Regions from separate parts of the Mus musculus genome. Here region 2 is linked to region 1. The links are chromatin contacts, found by Hi-C in ENCODE. All regions are on one chromosome and are shown on one strand. The core of a region is the stretch at or near the end of the contact, and the rest is flanking DNA. Distances in the headings are between cores, read along the strand shown. Region 1 holds the start of Asdurf (ASNSD1 upstream reading frame). Region 2 holds the start of Osgepl1 (O-sialoglycoprotein endopeptidase-like 1).

Evidence for each region. A loop is a pair of places that touch in the nucleus more often than their neighbours do.
Region 2: a loop to region 1 is called in a map of left cerebral cortex, with 7 times the contacts of the local background. The contact joins the promoter of Osgepl1 here to the promoter of Asdurf in region 1. A Hi-C loop is called at or near these places in 12 of 37 maps with a recorded cell type or tissue (T-helper 2 cell, adrenal gland, gastrocnemius and 3 more).

Annotation. Positions count from the first base shown.
Region 1 is chr1:53,349,837-53,356,107 of GRCm38, reverse strand. Asdurf (ASNSD1 upstream reading frame) reads left to right here and starts at 3,356. Exons shown (of 4, transcript NM_001353501.1): 1 at 3,356-3,578; 2 at 5,175-5,228; 3 at 6,046-6,121. The coding sequence starts at 3,489. Asnsd1 (asparagine synthetase domain containing 1) reads left to right here and starts at 3,356. Exons shown (of 6, transcript NM_133728.3): 1 at 3,356-3,578; 2 at 5,175-5,228; 3 at 6,046-6,121.
Region 2 is chr1:53,311,300-53,316,747 of GRCm38, reverse strand. Osgepl1 (O-sialoglycoprotein endopeptidase-like 1) reads right to left here and starts at 3,124. Exons shown (of 8, transcript NM_001285839.1): 1 at 2,890-3,124; 2 at 1,649-1,892. The coding sequence starts at 1,869.

The DNA.
Region 1 (6,271 bases), core at 2,107-4,606:
ATTCCCTCAGAAGTTCTTTTATTGTTGAGAATAGTCTTTGATATCCTGGGGTTTTTCTTATTCCAGATGAATTTGAGAATTGCTCTTTCTAACTCTATGAAGAATTGAGTTGGAGTTTTGATGGGGATTGCATTGAATCTGTAGATTGCTTTCAGATGGCCATTTTTACTATATTAATCCTGCCAATCCATGAGCATGGGAAATCTTTCCATCTTCTGAGGTCTTCTTCTATTTCTTTCTTCAGAGACTTGAAGTTTTTTGTCATACAGATCACTTGTTTGGTTAGAGTCACACCAAGATATTTTATACTATTTGTGACTATTGTGAAGTGTGTCACTTCCCTAATTTCTTTCTCAGCCTGTTTATCCTTTGAGTATAGGAAGGCTACTGATTTGTTTTAGTTAACATTATATCCAGCCACTTTGCTGAAGTTATTTATGAGCTGCAGGAGTTTCCTGGTGGAATTTTTGGGGGTCACTTAAGTATACAATCATATCATCTGCAAATCGTGATAATTTGACCTCTTCCTTCCCAATTTGTATCCCTTTGACCTCCTTTTGTTGTCTAATTTCTCTAGCTATAACTTCAAGTACTATATTGGATATAAAGAGAGTGGGCAACATTTTCTAGTCCCTGATTTTAGTGGGATTGCTTCAAGTTTCTCTCCATTTAGATGTTAGCTACTGGTTTGAAGTATATTGCTTTTATGTTTAGGTATGGGCCTTGAATTCCTGATATTTCCAAGATTTTTAACACAAAAAAGTGTTGAACTTTGTCAAATCTTTTTGCAGCATCTAATAAAATGATCATGTGCTTTTTTCTTTGAGTTTGTTTATGTAATAGATAAAATTGATGGATTTCTGTATAATGAACCATCCCTGCATCCCTGGGATGAAGCCTCCTTGACCATGGTGAATGAAGGCTGTGATGTGTTCTTGGATTCAGTTGGCAAGAATTTTATTGAGTATTTTTGCATCGATATTCATCAAGGAAAATTTCTTTGTTGGGTCTTTGTGTGGTTTTAGTATCAGCATTATTGTGGCTTGATAAAGAATGAATTAGATCTTGTTCCTTCTGTTTCTATTTTGTGGAATAGTTTGAAGAGTATTTGTATTAGATCTTCTTTGAAGATTGGATAGAATTCTGCACTAAATCCATCTGGTCCTGGGCTTTTTTTTGGGGGGGGGGGTTGGAAGACTTTTAATAACTGCTTCAATTGCTTTAGAAGTTATGGGACTGTTTAGATGGTTTATCTGATCCTGATTTAACTTTGGTGTTTGCTATCTGTCTAGAAAATTGTCCATTTCATCCAGATTTTTCAGTTTTGTTGAGTATAGGCTTTTGTAGTAGGATCTGATGATTTTTTTTAATTTGCACAGTTTCTGTTGTTACATCTTCTTTTTCATTTCTGATTTTGTTTATTTGGATATTGTTTCTGTGTCCTCTGGTTAGTCTATCTAAGGGTTTATCTATCTTGCTGATTCTCTCAAAGAACCAGATCCTCGTTTTGTTGATACTTTGTATAGTTCTTTTTGTTTCTGCTTGGTTGATTTCAGCCCTGAGTTTGAGAAGGTACCATGAGGTGCTGAGAAGAAGGTTTATTCTTTTGATTTAGGATTAAATGTTCTATTGATATCTGTTAAATCCATTTGGTCCATAACTTCTGTTTGTTTCACTGGGTCTCTGTTTAGTTTGTGTTTACCTGATCTGTCCATTGATGAGAGTGTGTGTTAAAGTCCCCCACAATTATTGTGTGAGGTGCAATGTGTGCTTTTAACTTAGTAAAGCTTCTTTTATGAACGCGGGTGCCCTTGCATTTGGAGCATAAATGTTCAGAATTAAGGGTTCTTCTTAGTAGATATTTCCTTTGATGAGTATGAAGTGTCCTTCCTTATCTTTTTTGATGACTTTTGGTTGAAAGTCAATTTTATCCTATATTAGAATGTCTACTCCAATTTGTTTCTTGGGACCATTTGATTGGAAAATTATTCTCAGCCCTTTATTCTGACATAGTGTTTGTCTTTGACACTGAGGTGTGTTTCCTATATGCAGCAAAATGTTGGGCCCAGTTTACATATCCAGTCTGTTAGTCTATGTCTTTTTATTGGGGGGATTGAGTCCATTGATGTTAAGAGAAATTAAGGAATAGTGATTGCTGCTTCCTATTATTTTTTATGTTATTTTTATGTTTGTGTGGTTATCTTCTTTTGGGTGTGTTGAAAGGAGATTACTTTCTTGCTTTTTCTAGGGTGCAGTTTCCCTCCTTGTGTGGGTGTTTTCCATCTATTATCCTTTATAGAGCTAGATTTGTGGAAAGACACTGTGTACATTTTGTTTTGCCATGGAATATCTTTGTTTCTCCATCTATGGTAATTGAGGGTGTTGCTGTAATAGTAGTCAGGGCTGCTATTTGTGGTCTCTTAGGGTCTGTATGACATCTGCCCAGGATCTTCCAGCTTTCATAGTCTCTGCTGAGAAGTCTGGTGTAATTCTGATAGGTATGACTTTGCATGTTACTTCACCCTTTTTCCTTACTGCTTTTAATATTCTTTTGTTTGTTTGTTTGTTTAGTGCATTTGGTATTTTGATTATTATGTGATGGGAGGAATTTCTTTTCTGGTCCAATTTATTTGGAGTTCTGTAGGCTTCTTGTATGTTCATGGGCATCAAATTCTTTAGGTTAGGAAAGTTTTCTTGTTTAATTTTGTTGAGGATATTTACTGACCATTTAAGTTGGGAATCTTCACTCTCTTCTATACCTGTTATCCTTAGATTTGGTCTTGTCATTGTGTCCTGGATTTCCTGGATATTTTGGGTTAGGAGCTTTTTGCAATTTGCATTTTCCTTGACTGTTGTTTCAATGTTTTCTATGGTATCCTCTGCACCTGAGATCTGCATCTGGTATGTCTTAAGACAGAGACAGTGAACTCATCATATACATAAAATAAGTAAATCTGAAGAAGAAGAGGAGGAGGGGAGGGGAGGAGGAGGAGGAGAAGGAGGAGGAGGAGGGGGAGGAGGGAAGGGACGAGAAGAAGAGGAAGAGAAGGAGGAGGAGGAAGAGGAAGGGGAGGGGAGAGGAGGGGGAAGGGGATGAGAAGAAAAAGAAGAAGAGGAAGAAGGAGGGGGAGGAGGAGGAAGGGGGAGGGGGAGGAGGAGAAGAAAACCAAATTTAAGAGTATTAAATTATAGTGATTTATTTTTACATAGGATCCACTAGGGGGCGATACAGACCATTCATAGATTCTGCAGCCAAGCCACACCTACATTTAGCAGAAAACCATTTTGCAGTGGAGCACAACTCTTAATTCGACTTTTCACAACCCACCCCGCGCGCGCTTGCCACTGCGCAGGCGTGAGTGTGCGCACTCCATTGGTCGGGGTGCCGGAAGGGGCGGATTCCTGAGTGGAACCCAGGCTTCCTGCCGGGGCTGCTGGCTGCCGTTCCTTCCTCAGTCGCGGTTCTTGGCGTGCGGCGCGGCTAGGCGATGCCCAGCAGTGGGGTGCACGCCGATGGCCGCGCCGCGCCGGGGCCCCCACACACATCGACTGCGCACGCCGAGTCCCTTAGCAGCAAGGTGCCGTGGGACGCCGGGGAAGGGTGGTGGGCGGCGGGCCCCGCTGTGCCCTGTAGCCTCCGCCGTGCATTCTCAGCACCAGCAGCTGATTCCCCTCCATCCTGCAGGTTTGCGACGATGGAGGCGTGTCCCCTGAAAAAAAGTGACACACAGATGTGTTGCTCAGTCACACACAGATCTGTTGCTCTGTGGCTGTGCTTCATCCAGTTAGCCACGCACCCGCCTGGGTGCCATCCATGACGTCCATCATAAAAGTTTAGAAGTCTGTACCTGTTCTTCCAGACTCAGGCAAAAGCTTCTTAGCCGATTTTCTCAGCTGCCTGTTACCTTAAAATATATTCTCAACTTTAAGTGATCCTAAAAACATCTGTTTGGTCATCTCTTTATTATTCAACAAGAGAAAGGAGCACCCTATCAAATTAATTTTTTTCTATACCTTTAGGATAGGATTTCATAAATAACTCAGGCCAGCCTCAGATATTATTGCTTAGGCATTACTTGAATAATTCTCTTGCCTAATAGCCAGGATTTCAGGGAGGCAACCCCATACCGGAACTAGTCCTAACTTCCAGTTACAGACGAAAATCTTTAAACGTGTAGAGTGGAAGGGTGTGGGTATAGTCTTTTCAGATATTAAACATTCCTAAATTCTGTATTTTTTCTGTCCTATATGATATCTTCAGTACATTGCCTAATTCCCGCTGTACCACAGTGTACTGTGGTGTCACCTAAAGTGACACCTGTCATTCCTGTAATGAGCATAAAAACACTGTACAAGCAGACTTGAATCTCAAGGAAAGCGTACTCAATATGGCTTTGTAGGTTATTAGTACAGCTCTCAGGACTTAATAGACTATTTGCCTAGCTTAACGATACCAGCAATATGCAGTCCTTAATACTTGAAATAGAATGATACAGTGGTGGAAAATCATGTTGGATCAGTGCAGGTAGGGCATTCAGTACCATAGTACCATTTCATTTGTTTTATCCGAATGTCTGGCTGTCATCTAGTGCATACATCATAAAACCATTGGTTGTTGGTAAAGAGGAGAACCCACATTCATTTTATTTCTCTCTTTTTGTCTACAGCAAGACCTTATAAAACTAAAAGATTGGGTTTTTGTTGTTTTCGGGAGAGGTTTTGTTTGTTTTTGGTTCTTTTGTTTGGTTGTTTTTTGTTTTTTTCAAGACAGGGTTTCTCTGTGTAGCTCTGGCTGTCACAGAACTCAGTCTGTAGACCAGGCTGGCCTCGAACTCAGAAATCTGCCTGCCTCTGCCTCTCAAGTGCTGAGATTAAAGGCGTGCGCCACCACTGCCTGGCTTAAAAGATTGGTATTAATTTGGGTAGGCAGTGGCTCACCCTGGTTAAAGATGTGAGCTGTGGTAACTGACCCCTGGCAAGCCTATGCTTCTCCTTCTCAAGCTGTCTTCTACTGATTCCAGACTGAGTGCTGTTGATTTGTTCAGTGTCCATTTAGACAGGCAGTCCATTATAGCCCCCAACCCCATCTTTAGTTTTAAAGCAGTGACTTAAAATGTTCTCGCTAAACATACTTTGAAATCTTCCACTTTAGATTTTTTTCTTTACTTTAATAGATTAAAGAACAGAAAATTATTGTGGATGAACTTTCTAATCTAAAGAAGAATCGGGTGAGTTGCTGTGGAAATCTGAATAGTATATTAAAATTATGATTTCGATTATTTATGCTAACATTACAAAATTCAAAGATCATAATTTAAAAGCTAACGTGGTATCCTAGTTTGTTTTTGCATGTTTTAAATTTGTTTTTCCTGTATATGTCAATAGATCTCAAAGATAAAAAAATATTTATTATATTTTAACAAAAAAGAATGAAGTTTTTCACAGAAAACTTTACTATTCTAAATACTTAACCCATTTAATGCCTTTTTTATGAATATGTTCAGAAATCAGCTGCGATTATGTAATGACTGACATTCTTGACATTTCTGATATTGTCATTTGGGATATATTAGATGCTAAGGCAAATTAATACAAATTTTTGGAGATCAAACTGTCAAAATGTGTAAATGCTGTTTGACACTTCTGAGTAACTGGTGTGTAAGCAGTTGTGAGGGTGCATGTGTGTTTACACGTAGAGGCGCTCATCAGCACCTGTAGTGACGATACAGTAAGTGTCTGAAGCTTGAGGCCAGCAAAGAACTATAGTGTTGTACCCATATGGTCAGAAAAGGTCTCCATGTATTATTCATTTATGAAGTAAATTATAAATCTGTGGCTATGATAGCTTTTGTTACTGAAAGTGTGTGGTATGATGATGCATGCTAAGTAAACAACCAGTTCTGGGTGGCGTAGTATTCAGTGGCTTTGTTTCTCTGTGGTAATTACTGTTCTGAATATTCCTGAAGTTCAAGAATAAATGATAACAGGATCCTGTTCAGCATCAGTGTGCATGTCATACCCTGATCTTGTCAATTTCGTTTGCAGAGAGTATACAAGCAGCAACAGAACAGCAACATATTCTTTCTTGAAGATCGAACAAAAATCTTTTCTGAAAGCAAAAGTGAGTGGTGGTCGTCTTGGTTTTTGTTTTCAGAGTTATATATGGAATGCTACAGAAAACCTTTTGTAAGCTTTTTGTGGGGATTCATAATGGTGCCTCAGTTAAGCCCTATCTGAATAAATGTGTGTGTTGATTTAGTACAGTGGTCTG
Region 2 (5,448 bases), core at 1,875-4,374, 39 kb after region 1:
TAGTTTAGTAACACTCTCACTGCCACCACCAAATGCAAAGTCTCTTTACTTTTCTAGCTGTGTCTTTTGATTCCTGGAGACCATCACAGATTGTGATGTCAGAAAACACTAGAAAGCAATATGCTGACTGGTTTTTTTCCATATCAAAATATTTGATTGGAATTTGAGAGTTTGAATGTTTGAGTTCAAGTCCTTTCCTCCCATTCATTTCTTCCTTTTTATAGCCATTTCATGCCTTCTTTGGTGTTTTCTTCAATAAAAATTATGCTAAACAATAAAGACAAATAATGAGTAAAACGGTGGCCTTATTCTCCAATAAGCAATGAGAACACATTTTATAATCATGTTTTAATTTGTATAAAGAATGCAGATGATGAGGGAAATGCAGAGATAAGGACATTGTTTAAATTTGAAGTTAGAGTCTAGGTAAGAGGCAAGGGAGGACTGAACTAAGTTGATGAGGAAGCAGGACTTGAGGGTTATATTTACAACAGCTGGATGGCTGACTTGGATAGGAAGTGGCAAGGAAAAAGTGGTGGTCTGAAAGAAGGGACATGCTAGCAACCAGTGCCTTACTACTACACTTCCTACCCTGCAATGATCTCTTCACTGTGTTGACAGGCACAGAACTGCTATTAGTAATGGCTACACTGTATTGAACCACTTATACTTGTCAAAAACTACAGCAAGTGTGCTAAAATAATTCACATTTATTTACATTTACTACATTGGCATTATGATTATCTGGATTTTACAGACAAGAAAGTTGAAAAAAATGCATGCTCTCAGTGTGACAGATTATGTAACTACACATCAGCCTGAGGCAAGCAAGTAGAGACGACAGGTGAAACTCCCACCTGATTTTAGAGTAATCTAAAAAACACAAACTAGAGATTATGTTTAAAATGTGGATTTCCACTTTCTTTTGAAAATTATGATACTCTAATCATTTTAAATTTTAAATTTTAAATACTCTAATCATTTTACATTCTTGAGTGACAATTGGTTAAAGCTAAGTATATTTTACACTTTATATCCAGTCCAATTGTTTAAGTCACTGGTCCTCTGGTCATCTGCAAACAGCTGGGTTTAAAAACCCAAGCTTAATACAACAATGTCTTAAGTACTATGTGAATTCTATGTGTACATGTGAATAGTTTTGTTTTTTTAAACTATCAGATGATGCTTTCCTGGGACTGCTGTTGAAACCACAAAGCATATATACAGGGGGAAAAGGCATCATTGAGAAAAACATCATAAAATTTATTAGTTCTGGGAATGGTTGTTGCTTCCTTCTGTTATAAGGATTGGCAAATGTTGAGACCCTACTGTGAACTGGGGAAGCCTTAAAAGCCAAGACAAGGTATGAGATATTTCTACAGCAGGTTTTGGTTTGTCTGTTGTTTTCTTTTTTGAGACAAGTCTCACTGAGTGGCACTGGCTGGCCTGGAACATCTGCCTACCTCTGCAGTGCTGGTATTAAAGGTGTGTACCATAAGGCATAGCTATTTATCGTGGTACTTAGTGGTCTTATACAATAGAAAAGAATTTAACTATTAAATTTTGACTTTTATACATGATAAATGGAAAAGAGTGGTGACATTTTTCTTTAAAAAGGCAGAAAATGACCCAAACCTTTGCTACTTACTTCAGATGAACCTGAGTTTGGGAGTGCAGTGCTTCCCCCAGCACATTCCCAGTTTCATCCACCACAGCCGCTCCTGTGTCATCACAGCTGGTTTCAATTCCCAGGACCAGTTTATGACAAGAGAGAGTTCTGGGATGAACACTAAATCTTCTTAAAAATCCATAAACTTTACTCTTTGGGGGCTTGGGAATAGCTCCTGCTGTCCTTCTTAACATTAGCATATTTGTTACTCTACAAATACTTCCTAGAAAAGAGTTACAGAAATATTATGTCATTTGCAATGAATTCATTTATTTAAACAAAATAATGAATGTTATCTTATTTTTTAAGTATGCAGACTTCAAAATTTTAAGAACATTTGTAAAAACATTATCAAAATCTTTTAGAGGTCCTAGAAATCACTAGATAGGAATAAATCAAATTTTGCAAGAGAAAAATGAGAAGCATATAAAATGATTATAATGTATCAAGTTGAGCACCCCCAAAGTGAAAGAAGCTCTAAAGCACGCTACCACCTGAGTTGTTAGTGGAAACACAAAAAGTACTAAAAATATTATTGTATAAAATTGCCTTAGCTGTGTTTACAGGATGCAAATGAAACACGAATTTCACATCTATACCTGGGTTTCATCCTCAAATTGGTCACGAATATGGCACATCGCAAAATTAAAAAAAATTTTTTTTTGAAATTTGGAACACTTCTGGTCCAGGCATTTTGGGTAAACCATGCTCAACACGCACTTTATACAACAGTTAATGTTATAGTATAATAGTTATGTGGACAGTACTACTTAAAGTGATGTTAAAAATTAAAGGCAAATAGAACAAATCAAAAATAAAGGCCTCCCATTTATTGACTCCCCTCTCCCCCAGAAAATAGTGTACTGCATTTGGACAGTTTATTAAAATATTATGCTCACTAATCAGGATTTAATTTTGTATTTTGGAAGCAAGCCCTCTCATAAAGTTCATTGTAAAAAACAAGCAAAAACCCCCGGCATCTCTGCAAAGACAACCGTAAACACTTATCCAATCTTCGGATTCACATCTCCACTTTTTGTAATAGGTTCACCACCCAAACCTCTTCCTAAACCCTTCTCCCCACATCAACTCCTCCCCAAAAGGTAGCAATCCATCCATCACTAAACATAAACACTCTAGTATTCCCACACTGCAAGACGTGTGGAATGAGCAAAACTGGGGTTAGAAATACAGTGAACGCGTCAACTGGGAAAGCAGACCTGCAGTGACTGGGCTGAGAGTAAACTACGCGCAGATTTCAGTCGTGAGCTCCCACAGCCTCTCCAGAAGAATTAGTTTTGGACAACACAGCTGGAATCTGTTGCTGGAAAGCAACGGAGTCTCTGTTGGTGGTGAGCAAAAGCTTGGGACAGGAAAGACGTGCGCGGGAGCAGTCTCCATTCCCCTTAGGAAACTGCGGGCGCCCGCACTACGCAGGCGCCCGGAAGTGACGTCACCGCCCTTGGGCCGGCGGTCCTTCTCTTGTCTTAGTAAAGAAATGCTTAATAACTTCTTATAGCCCCAGGCGTTCCTGCCAGGTTTGTGAATACCAGGTCTTTTACTAAGTCACGCTGATAGCGACTCATGAAAAGGTGTCCAGATTCAGTAGATCTCACTGTGCCCACACTATGCCGCATTTAAGGAAAGGGTTCTGCCCTCCGTTAGAACTTTGCTGCCACCAAGAGAAAAAGGGTAGGATTTACTGTCATTCTATTTTAGGAAAGCTGTCACCAGACTTAAAAGGTAGTGGCCTGAGAAACCTTCCATTTTCATGGGGAAAGTATTTTCATCAGAAGTCAGAACACCCGCAAAAACAGCACTTGATTCTCAGTGAAGTGTATTTGGTTGTACAGTTTAAACAACTGCTGCATTTATCATCCCAAGTGAAGCACCCATGGCATTCTATAGCCCCGGATTACTAGGTCAGCTTTCAACTTTCTGTATAGCATGTACTAATTATTGCATCTTGCTTTGTTTTTGTTGGTCTGGTTTGTGAACCTGTTAGTACAATCAAATGGATGTATTCCAAATCTTTCCTCTCTACCTAAACTTTAAAACTGTAGCAAGCAAAGGCTTTACAATGCAAGGCTGGGAAGGGCTTGGATCTTTGCTTTGATGAGTTAAAAAACCACCACCACCACCACCAGGTAACTCTTCTCACAGACTTACACTAAACTCTAGGAGAAGGTACTAGTAAATTCATAATTACAATATTGAACTTACTTTTAAAAAAATTGAGACTTTTTTCAACCTGTGACAATAAAGTAACAATTTTGTGCCAGCAGGGTCAGGAACACATCCAGGAGATACTGTGCTTGGTGGCCTCATTTACAGATAATTGGGCTGCTAATTTTGAATGAATTTAGTCACAGAGTTAAGTGCCTCTGACTAACACAGAATGGGCCAGGGCAACCTTGAGTCTGGAACCTGTTTGGTTAAATACCAGAAGTCAAACTCATTTGTAACCTTCAGGTGAATTTAATAGGAAGAATTTTACAATACTTATACCTTACGTGTTCCACTTAGATGCATGTACATGTGTATGAAATATAAAAATCTATGATTCAGGTTCTTGCAATGTTGTCCAGAACTCGCGGACTTCTTTTTGTAAGCCTCCACAGTAACTGGGACTACAAATACCCACTCCTGTAGGCCTACCTGGACTTTATCACACATTCATCCAGACTGTTCCTTTATGGCAGGTACTTTCTTAGTTGTGAGAGCTAAAAACTTAAGGTTAACCCTCGATCTTCAATGCAGATAATTGAAAGGTAGAGAACTGGAAATGCACACAAAGTGGAGTAACCTGGAGAAGGCTGAGTGGTTTGAATGGCTGTATCTGTAGCCTGGCAAGATCATGACCTAATTCCTTGGTTTCTGCATCTGATTCCTCTCCAGGCTTTGGCTTGGAAGTGACTGGACTCTAGATTACTGAGTCACACATCACAAATTGCTAGAAAACCATTTAAAAGTCATCAGAACTTGTTAGTTTATTAACTTGTGAAAAAATGTAATAATGTTGGAGCTAGGATAGTGAGTCTGCTGGTCTCTCATCTTTGTTTTCAATAAACCACAATGAAGATCAAATGAATATTATATGAAAGCAGTAGATATAAACTCAGTGCTCTTAATGGCTAATATTTCAAGCTTGAGGAATTGCTTCCCACTTGAGTCACACACCAGCCTCAAATCAGTCATGCATTCTATGGCCAGCTGCCTTTCTCCTTTCCAGTCTTCTTTACTAAGCAATTCCATCTTTGATGTGAGAAAAATCCTTGTACTATAGGAAATACTGTTCGTCTGGTTTCATTTTTGGAGGATTTTTCTCTTACGTTTGCTGAGGTATTATACTTACTTTACAACTTGTCCTTCAGGTTATCTTCTTATGGCAGATAACCATAGAGAGAACCAAGAGAGAATACATGGTCTGAAGAACCCTTGTTGTTTATACTCTTCACTACCATTGATCTCCAAAAGTCATCTTCCCCAAAGTAAAATTTAGTAGCTGGTAAACATTAATACTTCAATCTTGGCAACAACTATTCTCCTCTGTCTTTATGAATGTAAGTGGAAATCATAACCACATTTGTCCTATTGTGACTACTTCATAGGGTCTTTGAGGTTATCTGTTGTCTACCATATATCAAAATTCCCTTTTAAACATAGAATCACATATTATTGCATAAATGCGTTATTTTATCCATCCCTTTTGATATGGGCATGTCTTGACTTGTGGCTAATGTGAAGAATGCGGCTGTGGACATGGATGTTCACACATC